2 separate regions of the Homo sapiens genome follow, and region 2 is linked to region 1. Evidence: read pairs that join two places in POLR2A ChIA-PET (ENCODE). Cell type or tissue: Caco-2. All regions are shown on one strand. Links, peaks and the distances in the headings refer to the core of each region. The heading gives the core; the rest is flanking DNA. Region 1 overlaps POMT2 (protein O-mannosyltransferase 2). Region 2 overlaps AHSA1 (activator of HSP90 ATPase activity 1).

Region 1 (8,330 bases), core at 331-8,330:
AAGGGCTAAGGCAGGCTGACGCTCCGGAGTCCGCTGCTCTCTGTGCGTCACAGGCAGGAAGTCCAGCTACCTGCAGCCACTGGGGGGCATGGTGGGAGCCAGGCCCTCCAGCTCGGGGCGGCGCGCCTTCCTCCACGCTGGATTCATTTGTTTGTGGGAGGGAGGGCAGCACAACTTTGACAGTCCCATCTGCTCTGCCTTTGGTGACATCCCAAGGTGAGGTCAGTATTCTCTGCCCTCAAGGCCCTCTCAGAGGTCTGAGAATTTTTGATGGATCTTACAAACCAAAACCAAAGAAATCCAACAGAAAAAAATACCAGAAAATATTACTATAGCCTGGACTATTTTAGAGTTTATGACACTCAGCTGTCCAGTTACACGGTCTGTATTCCACAGGGATATGGACAACATGCCCTCACATACACACACGCGCACCCACTCCCACCCTCTGGCACCCATCCTCCCCTGCGCTGTGCACGAGGGAGCAGCCCAAGAGGCGCTGTCCTCTCCGTGGTGCTGTGGACGGAGCTGCGGCTCTCTCCCGGCTCTCTCCAATGCTGGGTTCCATTCCAGCTGCACTCCCAGAGCTGGGTCCTGGTGAGCAGCAGAATTCTTCGGGCTCCTTAGGCAGCTTCCTCATGGCCGGATGGTCCAGTACTGCTTCCCAGCTGGCTCTCCTGGGAAGTTCCTGGACCCAGGCTGGAATCTTTGCAGTGGCCTCAAAAGTCCCATGAGTCCAGCCACCTTAGTCCTGCCATTGGACTTTGGGGGTCCTGGGCCAGGGGACCAACCATCCCGTAAGCCAGAGGGTGGAAGAGGTAGAAGCTGTGAGAGAGAACCAGTAGGAGGCAGTTGGCACCCCCAGTGCCTCAGCTGAGGGGCTTTGAATTCCATTCCTCCTGCTGGAGCTCCAGAGAAATTCCCCATCGCCAAGCCCGGTTCTCTTTCACGGCCTTGTCTGTCTGAGTCCCACTGGGGCACACTGTAGCTGGAGAGCTTAGTAGATGCTGACTCAATGACAATCATGGAAAGGGCTCTTCCCAAGAGGCCCAGGAGGGCAACCCTTCTAGGGGTCTTGTCATGGGCTATTTGGCCAGGGGTGTTTGTCAACATGTGAATGTAACCCTCTTAGGCAGGCATGTGCTCACAGGCCACAGGCCCAGCACCAAGGCCAGGGACTGGGGAAGCGGGGAGCCTTCCAAACAACTCTCCCTTTCAGCCACTCAGCCACACACTTCCCATTCCCACCCTTCCCACCCCACCCGTCGAGAGCTCTTCCGGCAGGGGGCCACAGTGACTAAAGAGGGGTGCCCTGTCCCCCATTGCCCCCCGGTTCCCCCCTCCCTCACCCGGAGAGCTGTTCTGACAGGGGGCCATGGTGACTAAAGAGGGGTTCCCTGCCCCCCATTCCCACACTCCCCCTCTGAGAGCTGTTCTGGCACAGAGTCACTGTCACTAGAGGGGTACCCTTCCAGGTGCGCTGGGATGGCACAAAAGCTGAACCACCGGCAGAAGGGGAAAAGGCAGAGTTAAGCCCTGCTTCTCCTACCTGGCTGCACATTAGGATCACCTGGGGGACTCTGGAAACCACGGCCCCACCTGGGCTTGGGTGACGCAGAACCTCCAGGCATGGGCACTGGTGGTGTTAAAAGCACCGCAGGGGATTCTCGAATGCATCAGGGCTGAGGCACTGCTGAGCCCACACTGGGAGGGCATGTGAGGTGCAGAGATGCTCACCTGTAGGCAGTTCCCAGGAGCAGGCTCAGGATTCCCGCCACATGTATGCCCCTCGCCAGGGGCCATGAGGCCAAGCCCCAGGCACAGAGCCGCAGGAGGGTGTCCCACAGAATGCCTAGAGGAGAGGAGAGAAACCTGGAGTCAGCCAGGCAGGGGGTGACTTCTGGGCTACAGAAGAAGGAGGCACTCCAAGTCAAGGAGCAGAGAGTCACTCCCAGCACTGCTGCCCCACAGTGGCCTCCCGTCAAGGAGCAGAGTCACTCCCAGCACTGCTGCCCAACAGTGGCCCGCCCTCCACCTGCTCTGTCTCCCAAGTCCAGGTGGGTGGCACTGACCTGTCAACATGCTTGAGAAGAGCATGGCTGGGAAGTAGTGGTGGAAGTAGAGGACCCGGCCCATCAGGAAAAACGGGAAGTAATGGAGTGTCCAGCCGAGCAGGACCTGGCCGCCTCCTCGAAGCAGGACCTGGGACAACCCTGGGCCCAAGCAGCACAGCCCAGTCAGAAGACAAGGAGCGGGCAGAGATTCCAGGCTCTGGTCCAGCTCTGCCCCTTCCTTGCTGTGTGACCTTGAATATGTCATATCACCTCATTGGACCAACCCAAACCACGCTACAGAAACTGGAGAGGAGCAGCTGGGGCTCGAGAGCTCTGGTCAGGGCCCAGCCTAGTGAGGCCTGGGCACCAATGGCAGGTGCACCAAGCACCAGCAGGAGGCAGCCCAGCCTCTAAAGAAACCCTTCTGCGCCTGCAGACAGCTTCACTCCCTACTTCCACCTCCCACATCTTTGCTGCCACACAGATCTTTGCAGCGGCAGACAGGCGCTAAGGTGAGGTTACAGGTGAGGATGGAGTGAGGAGGTGTCTGGGACTATGACTGTTCAGACAGAGAGCTGCAGAGGCAAAAGGGCCTGTGTGACTGTCTCAGGTGCTGTGGCCCATGGTCTGGCAGCCAAAGTTACCAAGAACAGCACTGGGATGGGAACTCAATAACCCTGGAGGCTCCTCTCTAGCCCATGAGAGGACAGGGCCATGGAACAAGGAGGTGGCAGAAAAGATGGGCAGCTCTGTACACAGCATGGGGCTAAAAGTGAGGGCTGTGGAGTCAGATTGCACGGGTTTGAGCCTCAGCTCTATCACTTACTAGCTGTATGTCCTGGGGCAAGTTTCTTAATCTCATGGTTCCTTGGTTTCCTAATCCATAAAATGGGGGTCATAATAGCCAACGCTCTAGTGTTGTTGGGAGGAAGTAAAGTGTTTAACACAGCACTGGGTACTTGGGGGTTGTTACCTTTCAAAAGCAAAGGATAAGGGAAGGTGTGGGGTGGTAAACGCAAAGGATGGCCCATCAGCAGGCAGCCGGCCCTCCCCAGGGGTGCAGGTGCCCTGCTGCCGCCAGGTCAGGGGAGGGAGAGCCCAGAGGACCTGACCTGCAACCTCCGCTGGCAGCCGTGCCCCTCTCTGCATGGCTACAGCAATGATGCTCCCTGAGAGGAGGTAGAGGGCGATGCTCAACAGATTCAGCCACCAAACCACCTGTGCAGAAATGGGAATGGGCAGATGAGAACGCAGCCGCTCTCCACGGGCAAGTGCTCCAGGGCCTGAGCCGGGAATGTTTAGGCACTCACCGGGTTGCCAAGCAGATAGACTCGGAAATCTGTGTCATTGACCCCTGAGAAGCGTAGGCCCTGTGGAATAGAGACCACCCTGCTGACCCAGGCCCAGCCCATCCTCGGCCACACCCATTAGGGGGAGGAAGATGGTCACCTTCCACAGACAGGGAGCCTGGACACGAACCTCAGGCTGGCAAATTCTACACGAGCTCTCTGGGAAGCAGGGTCAGAATTAGGGCAGAAAACAGATACTCCCACCTCTGGCCAACCCATCCCAGGAGGCCCCTCGCCCTGCCGCCCTAGTACACCCACCCCCGCCTCCACCGGTCTCCCTGCTCTTGTTCTTGGCTCCATTTCCTGGGAGGAGCCCCAGCCTTGGATCCTACCTGATAGTTGATAGGCCAGTGCCAGGGTTTGGACGTGAACTCATTGTCCTTGGGTTTGAGGCCACTGTTCCCCTGCATGAAGGTAGCAAAGAAAGCTAGTCAAGACAGAGATCTAGAGGGCTGACAGAAATGTGGGGCCCAGGTTTTTCTGATATAGGGCCAAGCGCCGAGCAGAACCTTCTCTCCTTCCCTTCCCTTGCAGGGAAGAATCAGGCAGCTGCTGTCTGCCTACCTACGACACTTGCTTTACTTCTCCCAGACAAGCCTCCATCTCCCATAAGGGGTCCATTCCAACCTTCTAGGGAAAAAGAAGGGAAAGAGGAAATTGTTCCAATGGGCACAAAATATATACCCATCTGCCAAGCTAAGGACAAGGTGTGAAAATGGTGGGAGAGAGGGGATATAAAATGAGGCTTACAGCCGGGTGCAGTGGCTCATGCCTGTAACCCCAGCACTTTGGGAGGCCGAGGCGGGTGGATCACCTGAGGTCAGGAGTTCAAGACCAGCCTGGCCAACATGGTAAAACCCCGTCTTTACTAAAAAATACAAAAAATTAGCTGAGCGTAGCGGTGGGTGCCTGTAATCCCAGCCACTTGGGAGGCTGAGGCAGGAGAACCACTTGAACCCAAGAGGCGGAGGTTGCAGTGAGCTGAGATCATGCCATTGCACTCCAACCTAGGCAAAAAGACCAAGACTCAGTCTCAAAATAAATAAATAAATAAATAAATAAATAAATAAATAAATAAATAATAAGGCTTACTTATTTGTTCCCTTCAGGGGCCAATTTCAAACAGAAAAGCAGAAACTCTCATGCGTGCCTAGACTTGGAAGAGGTTGCTTTAGCTTAGTGCTTCTCCACCTTTTTTTTCCACTACTGCCCCTCTACCAGGAGCCTTTGTAGACAAGTTTCTCCCTAAACACACTCCATGACATTTTAATACTTTATACTGTACATCTTACTTGTGCTTTATACATAAAAAATTAGATATTTTGCCCTCCAAGAACACATTTCATCTATTGGGAGAGAAATCAACCCTAATGCATGCTTTGGTTTGAAGGACCCAGACTCAGCCTCCCTAATCCAGCAGCCAAGAACATCTGCTAACCTTTCTCTACAGGGCAAACCAGGTCTTTGCTAAAACAGGAAGGAGTAGGGTCAGGATCCAGGATATTAACCACTAGGACTGGGTTCTGCCTTATCACTGGGACAGACTGAAAAGGCATTTCCCCAGAAGGGGAGTCAGCTGCCATGACTTAGGCCGGAGCTTCTCCACCTCAGCACTCCCAACATTTCGGGCTGGATGAGTCTTTGCTGTGAGGACTGTCCCGTGCATTGCAGAGTGTTTAGCATTCCTGGCCTCCACTCACTGAATGCCCGTAGCACTCCTACCCTCAACCCCTCAGTTTCCCAGCCAAAAATTTCTCCACAGATGGCCAAAAGTCCCGAGAGGCAAAATCACCCTCAATTAAGAACCACTGGTATAGCCTAAGAAAGACCCAGAAAGTTCAGTGGACTGCCACCCAGTGCCTTATGAATCCAGTTCAGCAAGGGGCTGGGAATAGTTTACAGGCCTCTACATGGTGGAGAGGTTGTGCCTCCAAGGTCAAAAGTGCATCCAGGGCATCAGACACAAAGGGGACAGCTGCACGGCCCCAGCGTCACTGCGGCCCTTTGAAGGACCTGGGAATGAGGAATGAATCATTCTGGACCCCTGCGGCAGTTGCTGAGGGAAACCAATTCCTTCAAATTGTACAGTTTGGTCCCAAACCCAAGGACTCCAGCCAGAACTGTACCAAGCCAAGGGAATCTTATTCACTACATTAAACTCTGAGAAATCCTGCTCTGTTGCTAAACTAAAAGAGGAAAGAAAAATCTGCAACCATCACAGGCATATGTACTTGTAAGTTGTTCTCTATGGCTGAAATCTGGATGGGCTCATTCCTGTAACTGCACCAGGCAAGGCAGCCTTCTCCTCCAGGTCCCGGGCCACTACTCAGCCAGCGGAAGAGCCCTGCCCCTGCAGTTTCTATAGTCTGGACTCACTGTTTTCATCTCTCTCCCCTCCCTGACTCTTTGTTGGCTGAATAAGAAAGCTCTCATTACTTCCCTTTTCTTCTCTGACTCTACTTCTTAGATAATGAAAGACAAAATGAAACTCGTAGATTTAGTCTTAAAATTTGACCCAGGCCCAGAATGATATTCTGACTGACAGGCACATGTTCAAAAGAGCTATGTCATCAGGCCACAGTGACAGCTACAAGCAGAGAGTCAGAAAGGAAGTGACCCAGAGATGCTTAATGTCAACTTATCACCTCCCAATGCGCAAAAATGACAAAATTTGAATTTTTAAAATTTAATCTGGTGAAATAAGTCAACTATATGTACTGAGTACTGCTTACATAATCACTTCCAGGGAAGTCCACTTGACAATGGCTTACCAGGGGAAAAATAACAAGTGCTACACCTCCCTGCAATGCTGTGGGTAGAGTGATAATCACATATCTGGCTTGAGATAGTGATTCTTAAACATTATTCCTGCAGAACACAGGTTTTCCATAAGCCAGAATAAGGGGGTCTTCCACTAAACAGCAGGACTACAGCAGGGGAAAATTTAAGCTAGTGAGTAGAATTTTCTCAATTTAAAGATTTCTTCTCTGAATTTTTCTTAAACCTTTGATGCTACAACTGCTGTCAGCTACTAATGATAGAGAGTGCAAACAATGTCTTAGAAAACCTTAAAAAGAATCAATCATGCCCTGCCTAAGCAGTTTCTGTCCAGGAATATGAGTGGGCTCGTGGCTGGGATTTCATGCTGCATATAAACAACACACTCAAATTAGCTATCCATCCTAACTGATCCTGATTTCATATGATGGAATGAACTATCAGTATCTCATGATCTTCAACCAAGAGCACTATGATTTTCAGGGGCTCTGCCACTTGGGCAGATTCACAAATCACTTAGAGGTGAAGGAGTGTAGTGGTAACTAGCAGTAACTCTAAAAGCCTACCAGCCTGGCTCTGAGGGCTGGATCTACCTCTTACACTTAGCTGTGTGACCCTGGGCAAGTTCCCTGACCTCTTTGTATGTCAGTTCCCTCTCCTGTAACTGGGAATGATGGCAACCTCCATATGATTGTAATAAGTATCAGATGAGTATAGTGCTTAGCGTAGTGCCTGGCACATGAGCTGTACAAGCAGTCACTGGTATCACCATCATCACCACCATCCTCATTCTGTGGTGAGGGAAATGCCTTTGAGGATCACAGAAAACCGTAGTAAAGATGCTTTCAAATTCCTCCACAAGGGGGAATGGATCTGTAGCATGGCATTGACTTGTGATCCAAATTCATGGCTGCCCAAAAGCTCTTAGAGACGCCATGAAATGAGAAGGGGACACATACCCGGATCATGACCATGTGGGATTCCAGCAAGATCTCAGGAAAACTGGGCTGTAGCACATCCAGGCTGATGTTTGGCACTAGGGGAAAAAAATGCAGGAGAAAAGCCTTTGTCATACATTCTTTCCTCAGTCTGTCCATGGTGTCCACATTCCCACCAGAATCCAAATGCAGCCTTGCTGACAAGTTCACAACTGTTGAGGAGACAGAAGAAAGCTTGGCCCAATTCTTGATCATTTACTTAGCTGTATGAAGAACTCATCAGGCATTCTAAGAAATGCAAAGGAAATAGACAACAAGGTTTCACCTGCTTGGTGCTCCAACAGCTCCCAGCACCATTGCTTTTCACTGTGGTACTGGCTCAAATGCTGCTCTCCTATTAGGCATAAGGGACAGCTGCACAGCCCCCGAGTCACTGTGGCCCTTTGAAGGGCCTGGGAATGAGGAATAAATCATTCTGGACGCCTGGAGCAGCTGCTGTCGGGATGGGGACCAAGTCTGTCTCCTCGCCAATATGTCCACAGGGCCCCATGTGGTTCCTGGCATACTTGATAAAGAGTTGTTGAATTAGTTGATTAGTGGGTTTGGCTAGATTAGGTGGGAAGAAGAACAAAATGAAGGCACACATAAGCTTGAGGTGGGTAGTTTAGGAAAACAGATGATGAATCCAAATACTTATTGAGTTGAAGCTGACAACGCAGTGGAAATATCAAATTGGAGCTTGGGTGTAGAGATGTGGGGCACAGATCAGGGCTGTGGCAGTCACTTTCTATAAAAGCATTGGCTGGATATGTGGGGGGGCGGGGGAGCGACTCTACACTGAGGCATAAAGGGAAAGTAGCAGCTTGCTCCAAGCCTGGAGGCTGGGGAGGTGCCCATGGTGCAGGGGAGAGAGGAGCCCAGAGGAAGACGAGACAGATGGATCTGCAGATGGCCACTGGCCACTTTAGGGAGAGGAGTTTACGGAGGGAGTGGATGAGAAGGAAAAGGAGTATGCTATGTAGGTACAGACAACTCATAGAAAGAGAGTGTTAACAAGGAACAAACAGCAGCAAGTTGAAGGGATAGCACAGTTTACAAACGCTTACTTTTCTAAGATAAGGGTTTCTTATAAATGCTTCCCTCCAGAGCCAGCCCAGAAAGTGACCTCACTCACACTTGGGATTGATATGGTCCTCCACATTCCAGATGGA
Region 2 (8,330 bases), core at 165-8,164, 190 kb after region 1:
TGTAGAGTGGTTATTTTTACTGGGAATTGAGGAGGTTTCCAGAATCATTACCCTCATGACTGAAACACCTACACACTCAAATTCCCTTCAAACCCCTTGGAATAATTACCCTTGGAGGTGAACATTTTTATGAGAATGAATGGTACAACTGTCTCTGAAGCCACGTTGATTGAGGTTGTATCATTACTCTGTATTGATCATTTTCACTGCCACCTTCACAGGCTAAGCCTGCTCCTTCAAAAACCCAGGCCAGACCTGTTGGAGTCAAAATCCCCACTTGTAAGATCACTCTTAAGGAAACCTTCCTGACGTCACCAGAGGAGCTCTATAGAGTGTTTACCACCCAAGAGGTAAGTAAGTCTTGTCCTTCAGGCCTCATGCCATCTGCCCTTCTAGGTGACTTGAGTTGGGGGCATATCCCTTCAGCAGTGTACAGAAGAGGTACTCACAAACTCACAACTGGAGCCATGAGGCCTTCATCAAAGTGAATTTTTCCCTCCCTCTATTCTCTTTTTTTTTTTTTGAGACGGAGTCTCGCTCTGTCACCTGCCCAGGCTGGAGTGCAGTGGCACAATCTCAGCTCACTGCAACCTCTGCCTCCCAGGTTCCAGCAATTCTCCTGCCTCAGCGTCCTGAACAGCTGGTACTATAGGCACACGCCATCACGCCTAGCTAATTTTTATGTTTTTTAGTAGAGATGGGGTTTCACCATATTTTTTAGTAGAGATGGGCTGGTCTGAAACTCCTGACCTCAAGTGATCTGCCTGCCTCAGCCTCCCAAAGTGCTGGGATTACAGGTGCAAACCACTGTGCTCGGCCATATTTATTTATTTTAAAAACAAAAGACCTGGTCTTGCTATGTTGCCCAGACTAACGTTGAACTTCTGGGCTCAAGCGATCCTCCTTCCTCAGCCTCCTGAGTAGCTGGGACTACAGGTGCACACTACCGTGCCTGTTCCAGTTTTGGGTCATATAAGTAGAAACCACTGAGTGAATCTTACTAGAAAAGTGAATGGCCATTCTTGGTTACTCTGTAGCACAGAAGAATTCCTGGCTTCTTTGTGTTGCACAGCTGACTTGTGCCATTCTGCTGCTATAGTGTGGAGTTGAGAAACATGACCGTATTCAGCTTTATTATCTGATAGTAAAGGTGGTTAGGATATGTGGAAGTTCCCATATACTCTGGGACAAAATTTCAAGATCTTATTTTTTAAACAAAAATGTAAATACAGCCATAAATTAAGAGGTACCATGTAGTATATGGGTGTTAGTATGTCTGTGCGCCTGCACCCAAAATACTCTCGTGATAAGTTCTCTCCCCCTTAGAAAACCAAGAACTGGAGAAGCAATTAAATGGACTGGGTTTTCTAGAAATTTAAAAAGATGTGTATAAACAAAATTGTACTGTACTTCAGAAAGTTATCTTAGTTGACTCCAGAGATGTGTTATGACCTGGCTATGCCAAAGACTGCATTCGATGGCTAACTTGGTTCTACTTGGTGCCTGCTGCCTTGAAGGACTTAGCAGCATAGCTGTGGTCTTCATGTGAATTGAATTTAGCACTTCAACACAGACTTCAGTTGAATCTCTGCTTCCAAACTAGCTAAAGTTTTCAGAGTTTTAAAATACTTTTGTATGGGAGGATTCCTAACATTTTTAACCTTCTGTTTATTTTTAATTTTGTACCATGTATTCGTATTACCTACTTTAAAAAATAGTAAAGTCTTATTAAAAGTAAAAGCGGCACCGTTGGGTAATCGAACACAGCAAAATGATACTGATTTCATATATATGGAGTAGGCCAGGCACAGTGGCTTACATCTCTAATCCCAGCACTTTGAGGGGCTGAGGCGGGTGAATTACTTGAGCCCAGGAGTTTGAGACCAGCCTGGCCAACATGGTGAAGCCCTGTCTCTACAAAAAATACAAAAATTAGCCAGGTATGGTGGTATGCGCCTGTAGTCCCAGCTCCTCAGGAGGCTGAGGTGGGAGGATCACCTAAGCTTAGGAGGTCGGGGCTGCAGTGAGCCATGATCATGCCACTGCACTTCGGCCTGGGCAACAGAGCGAGACCTATCTCAAAAAAAATAAAAGGGCTGGGCGCGGTGGCTCACGCCTGTAATCCCAGCACTTTGGGAGGCCAAGGTGGGTGGATCACGAGGTCAGGAGTTCAAGACCAGCCTGGCCAAGATGGTGAAACCCCATCTCTACTAAAAAATACAAAAAGTTAGCCAGGCATGGTGGCATGCGCCTGTAATCCCAGCTACTACAGAGGCTGAAGCAGAGAATTGCTTAAAACCTGGACGGGCGGAGGTTGCGTGAGCCGAGATCGCGCCACTGCACTCCAGCCTGGGCAACAAAGTGAGACTCCGTCTCAATAAATAAAAAAATAAAATAAAATAAAAGATGGAATAGATCTATTTTGGGACATGTTCTCAGAAATGATAATAGAAGTCTCAAACATTTACTTGAGAATTTTCTTTCATAAGCTCATTCTTATATCTTTCTGAACCATATACAATTTCAAATAAATAAAAGTAAACGGGTCCAAAGTAATGGCATCATCAGATCAGAAAGAATTCCCGAAGTCAAGTCCTGGCTGGTATTAAAACAGAATAGAGGGACACCCTGGACCCGCCTGTGGGGCAGACTGGTGGAAATGAGAGTTGAGGCATGCAGCCTTCAGCTGGCATTTGTCCTTGGGTCCCACTGAAAGCCATGTATCTTCTGCCTCTTTTTTTTTTTTTTTTTTTTTTTCCCTGCAGCTGGTGCAGGCCTTTACCCATGCTCCTGCAACATTAGAAGCAGACAGAGGTGGAAAGTTCCACATGGTAGATGGCAACGTCTCTGGGGAATTTACTGATCTGGTGAGTACCTGCCGGCCCTAGACTCAGGTTATTGCCTCTGGTCAGATGAGTGACATTTCTCTTTTTCTGAACTCTATAGGTAAAATGTAAGGCTTTAATCTCTTTGTTAATAAAACATTTTGTTTTTCAAAAAAAGGCTGTGATTTGAACTGTCTTGCAAGTAATATAATTGCACAGATGGTAGACTCCGTATGAAGGGCAGATGACTGATCCTAGCTAGGATTGGGTACATTGTAGTATATAATATAGACTGAGCTGTTTGATTATTTTAGGTCCCTGAGAAACATATTGTGATGAAGTGGAGGTTTAAATCTTGGCCAGAGGGTAAGTAAACATATTTATTGCCATTACCCCCAGAACTTTTTCTCTTTGCTGTAATTTTTTTTTTTTTTTTTTTGGAAACAGGGTCTCACTGTCACTCAGGCTAGAGTGCAGTGGCATAATCACAGCAAACTGCAGCCTTAACCTCCCAGACCCAAACGATCCTCCTGCTTCAGCTTCCCAAGTAGCTGAGACTACGTGTGCCACCATGCCAGCTTTTTTTTTTTTTTTTTTTTTTTTACTTTTTTACTTTTTTTGTAGAGATGGGGTCCTACTACATTGTCCAGGCTAGTCTCGAACTCCTGGGCTCAAGTGATCCTCCTGCCTCAGCCTCCCAAAGTGCTGGGATTACAGGTGCATGCCACCACGCCCACGTAATTTTAGTAGAGATGGAGTTTCACCATGTTAGCCAGGCTGGTCTGGAACTCCTGACCTCTGGTGATCCGCCCACCTCAGCCTGCCAAAGTGCTGGGATTACAGGTGTGAGCCACCACGCCCAGCCAGGTTGCCCCAGTCTTAAACTCAGATGGAAACCTAGATATGAAACCTCCGTCCCCTCTGCCTTTCCCAGGACACTTTGCCACCATCACCTTGACCTTCATCGACAAGAACGGAGAGACTGAGCTGTGCATGGAAGGTCGAGGCATCCCTGCTCCTGAGGAAGAGCGGACGCGACAGGGCTGGCAGCGGTACTACTTTGAGGGCATTAAACAGACCTTTGGCTATGGCGCACGCTTATTTTAGGGCCAGCGGCAGGGGACTCCAGCCTGCTGGACACTTCAGTCCAGCTCTCTCCTGACTGGGGCTTGCGACTCACAGGATTGCATCGTCCCAGCTGCTAACTTGGGGCCGGGGCCCCTCCCTTCCACATATACCTTGGGTTTGTGCATGTTTTCTGCTGGGTGGGTTCAGAGGGCAATTTCTCTTTTATGTGTACATATGCTAAATAAACATAATTTAAAAAACATGCGTGTCTGGAACCTATGTTGATTGAGTGGCTGGTATTGAGAGCTCCCTTGAAGGTTTTGAATTCAAAAAAGAAGGACAGGGTGGACAGCCTTGTCTCTATTCTGGGTAAGTGTAGGTAATTAAGAGGCACAGAGCCTGCTTCTCACTACCAGGCATTCCTGAGCTAGTCTTTCTTACTAGTAAATAGTTTCTGCCTTTTTACCCATAACAGTAGGGGAGGGTTGGTACTTGGGTAGGGAGTGCTAACACTATGCCTCTACTGCCAGTGCAGTTGACTTCTCACTTTGCACTGCCCATGGCCTCTTACCCTCTTGCAAAGATAAGTGATCACCAGATGCTGGTTTGGGATATGGGAAGGTGGGAGATTCCTAACTTGTGGCAGCTTCTGTTACATTGCAGTTACTGAGTACTAGACACTACACTGTTTACTTGCATTAACTCATTTGATCTCTATAATACGCAGTAGGTACTGTTGTCATTTGTTTTACAAGAACTTAATTAAGCCTTGGCTTTTAAATACATGTATTTTACATATAGCCAGGCGCAGTGGCTCAGGTCTATAATCCCAGCACTTTGGGAGGCTGAGGCAGGTAGATCACTTGAGGCCAGGAGTTCAAGACCAGCCTGGCCAACATGGCGAAACCCCATCTCTACTAAAAATACAAAAATTAACTGATGAGGTGGCACACGCCTGTAATCCCAGCCACTCAGGAGGCTGAGGCACGAGAATTGCTTGAGCCCAGAAGGTGTGAGCCAAGATTGCACCACTGTACTCAAGCCTGGGTGACAGAATAAGACTGTCTTGAAAAACAAGTATTTTACATAACATATTTGCTACAGGTGAGCCTTGGATTTCTTAACACCCAGATCCAACAAGCAGAGTTGAGATTTGCAACAAGGACTGTAACTGCAGAGCCCATACTCAGCAAATTGTTGTCTTTATTTAACAATATGTGGTACCATTAAGTTTGCTGGGCACTGACCATGAGCCAAGTGTTGGGGATATAGTGGGTTCAGACTGCCACATTGCAGGAAGAGGTAACAGTACCTGAACAGGGAGAGTCACTCCTGGACAAGCCTCGCCCTGACTTCCTGCACCCCAGCGGGAGTCAGTGCTCTCTAAGCCAGACGCTACCTCCTGCAGCTACAGCTATTTCCTTCGTCTGTTTATTGCCTGTTTTATTGGGTGGCAGCAAGACTTTGCAGGCTAAAACTGGTTAAAGCAGAGTTCAAGATCTGGTTCATTTACACTTCCCAAAGCCATCTTTGGCTTGAATTACAAGAGTGCTGGGCTGAACTAATCCACATCTAGTTTGACATTACATCTGCCTCCTAGGGGTGCAAAATGACGCCTTTTGATGAAGAACCTGGAGTCTAGCTTGAATCAAATCAACAGGCCCTTCCTAACAGACTCCTAACAGAGACGATTAAAAATGAGACTTTGGGCCGGGCGCGGTGGCTCACGCCTGTAATCCCAGCACTTTGGGAGGCCGAGGTGGGCGGATCACGAGGGCAGGAGATCGAGACCATCCTGGCTAACACGGTGAAACCCCGTCTCTACTAAAAATACAAAAAATCAGCTGGGCGTGGTAGTGGGCACCTGTAGTCCCAGCTACTCGGGAGGCTGAGGCAGGAGAATGGCGTGAACCTGGGAGGCGGAGCTTGCAGTGAGCCGAGATCATGCCACTGCACTCCAGCCTGGACGACAGAGCGAGACTCCGGCTCAAAAACAATTTAAAAAAAAATTAATTAAAAAAAAATGAGACTTTGGCTGGGAGCGGTGGCTCACGCTTGTAATCCCAGCACTTTGGGAGGCCGAGGCAGGCGGATCACAAGGTCAGGAGTTCGAGACCAGCCTGGCCAACATCGCAAAACCCTGTCTCTACTAAAAATACAAAAATTAGCCGGGTGTAGTGGCGGGCACTTGTAATCCTAGCTACTAGGGAGGCTGAGGCAGGAGAATCGCTTGAACCTGGGAGGCAGAGGTTGCAATGAACCGAGACCAAGCCACTGCACTCCAGCCTGGGCGACGGAGACTCTGTCTCAAAACAAACAAACAAACAAACAAACAAATGAGCCCTTTCGGCCAGGCGCAGTGGCTCACGCCTGTAATCCCAGCATTTTGGGAGGCCAAGGCGGGCAGATACCTGAGGTCAGGGATTCGAGACCAGCCTGGCCAACACGGTGAAACCCCATCTCTACTAAAAATACAAAAATTAGCTGGGCATAATGGCAGGTGCCTGTAATCCCAGCTACTCAGGAGACTGAGTGGGAGAATTGCTTGAACCTGGGACACAGAGGTTACAGTGAGCCAAGATCACGCCATTGATTGCATTCCAGCCTGGGTGACTGAGCAAGTCTCAAAAAACAAAAAAAAAGAAAAGAAAAAGAAAAAGAAAAAGAAAAAATGAGCCTTTTCACACACACCTGGCTGGAAAGTTACCAGTTCCAGAATACTTAGAATCAATCAAGTAGAGATGACCAATATGTTCATTAAACCCAAGGCACCAGGCTAAGTGCCTGCCATGTGACATGTGCAGTTGCCATTACGTGCCAGTATTGATGGCTATTCAATTCTTACCATTGCCATTTTACTGATAACATTTTGGTAAGCCATCTGGACCTAAAAAGCAAATGGCATAGCTAGAAATAAAACTGTGGACTTCGACTTTGTGTTTGAATAGTAAAAGTTCCACTTCCTAACAAATTGGGTGAATATCCTTATCTGTAGAATGTGCATAATAGGTGTCTTGTGAGAGCGTTCGAGATGATACATGTAGAAACGCTGGCACCTGGTGTCATTTAGCAAATAGTCGCTGCTGAATCCATTCAAAAGCCCAAGTGTTTGCCCTTAAGCCAGAATGCTATTTTGAAAAGCTGGCTAATTTTAATCCAAATTGCGTATCTTGGGCTAAGAGCTCTCCATGCCTGAGAGGAAGAACAATGCACAAAAGTGGACTCCACTCCTAAAGATTCTTACTCAGTGGGTGTGGGGTGTGGCCCATAAACAGAGTTTAATAAATACCCCAGGTGATTCTAATATCAGGGATGCACTTTGAGAAGCATCTCAACATATTAACAAAACAAAACCTCATTGTAAAGGAGCCACAGCAGCACATTTGGGTCCCTTTTGTGACTAATGGGGCAAAGGATCTAATCATTCTTTCTCTTTAAAGACCTCTTGACAGAGGTCAGCAGACTCTATACTGCTGGTTACCTAAAACTCTAGGAAGCATTCAATCTGACCAGTCTTGCCTAGCCTAGGGCCATTTGTGAGGCTAACCAGAGGGGGTAAAATTGGGCAAAACCATCTTGGTTGCTGGGGTAGCTGTTAAGGTAGAAACAGTCAGTGGTGTTCATGCTGGATTCATGGCCATGGATGAACTCCTGGTGTTGGGGACAGGAAGAACAGCTAGTCAAGCCAGTGATGTGACTGACACTGGAACAGAAAGGAGTGGAGGGACCCTCTGGTTTCATGGGCTTCCTCTGGGCTCTGATACCAGCTGCTCTGGAAACCCTCCCTTCATCAGGCTCACTGCTCCCGCCGTTGGCGCTGCTCCTCACACACAGGTGCTCCTAAAGCCTGCAGCCACCTGCGCAGTGTCTTTCTCCTTTGCATTGCTCGAATAAATGTAATTTCATAGCCGACCCACTCCCCAGCCCCTTTTGTTTAGTTTCTCTCATCTGTGGCCTGACACGGTAGCAATTTAGCATGCCACTTTAAATGTACAGATTTAAAATGGGGTTGGCTAAATTCAGTATGGGTAATAGAAAACCATTAAATATAGATTAAGACAGTACGTTTAAGTGCCAAAGTGAGTTATATTAGAAAGGAGGGGAATTAGCAGTTTCCTTAGAAAGCAGACTCTGGGATTACTCTGTCTTGTTACTTTTAAAAGTTTCTGCTGAAAAATAATTAGCCTCGAACTGGGCGCAGTGGCTCATGCCTGTAATCCCAGCACTTTAGGAGGCCAAGGTGGGTGGGCTGCTTGAGCTCAGGTGTTTGAGACCAGCCTGGGCAACAGGGCGAAACCCCACCTCCACCAAAAATACAAAAAAAATTAGCGGGGGTGTGGTGGCGTGGGCCTGTGGTCCCAGCTACTTGGGAGGCTGAGGTGGGAGGATCACTTGAGACCGGGAGGCAGAGATTACAGTGAGCCGATATCGCGCCAC

The links. ChIA-PET counts read pairs that join two places held together with the same protein. Peaks named below come from ENCODE experiments on the same cell type or tissue, not always from the same donor. Only the 100,000 strongest peaks of a DNase experiment are listed, where the experiment ranks them.
Region 2: POLR2A ChIA-PET joins it to region 1 with 11 read pairs; 3 of 35 experiments call an interaction of 5 or more read pairs at or near these places.

Annotation. Positions count from the first base shown.
Region 1 is chr14:77,276,657-77,284,986 of GRCh38, forward strand. It overlaps POMT2 (protein O-mannosyltransferase 2), which reads right to left. Exons shown (of 21, transcript NM_013382.7): 14 at 8,294-8,330; 15 at 7,141-7,217; 16 at 3,736-3,807; 17 at 3,365-3,424; 18 at 3,167-3,272; 19 at 2,073-2,213; 20 at 1,738-1,852; 21 at 1-825. The coding sequence ends at 720. Among named protein-coding and RNA genes, the nearest start is that of NGB, 9.6 kb to the left of the region's middle. In Caco-2, for the core only: no CTCF peak of the experiment used is centred there; no DNase peak of the experiment used is centred there.
Region 2 is chr14:77,465,318-77,473,647 of GRCh38, forward strand. AHSA1 (activator of HSP90 ATPase activity 1) reads left to right here. Exons shown (of 9, transcript NM_012111.3): 6 at 222-350; 7 at 2,766-2,867; 8 at 3,140-3,191; 9 at 3,760-4,155. The coding sequence ends at 3,932. Among named protein-coding and RNA genes, the nearest start is that of AHSA1, 11 kb to the left of the region's middle. In Caco-2, for the core only: no CTCF peak of the experiment used is centred there; a DNase peak (open chromatin) is centred at 3,994.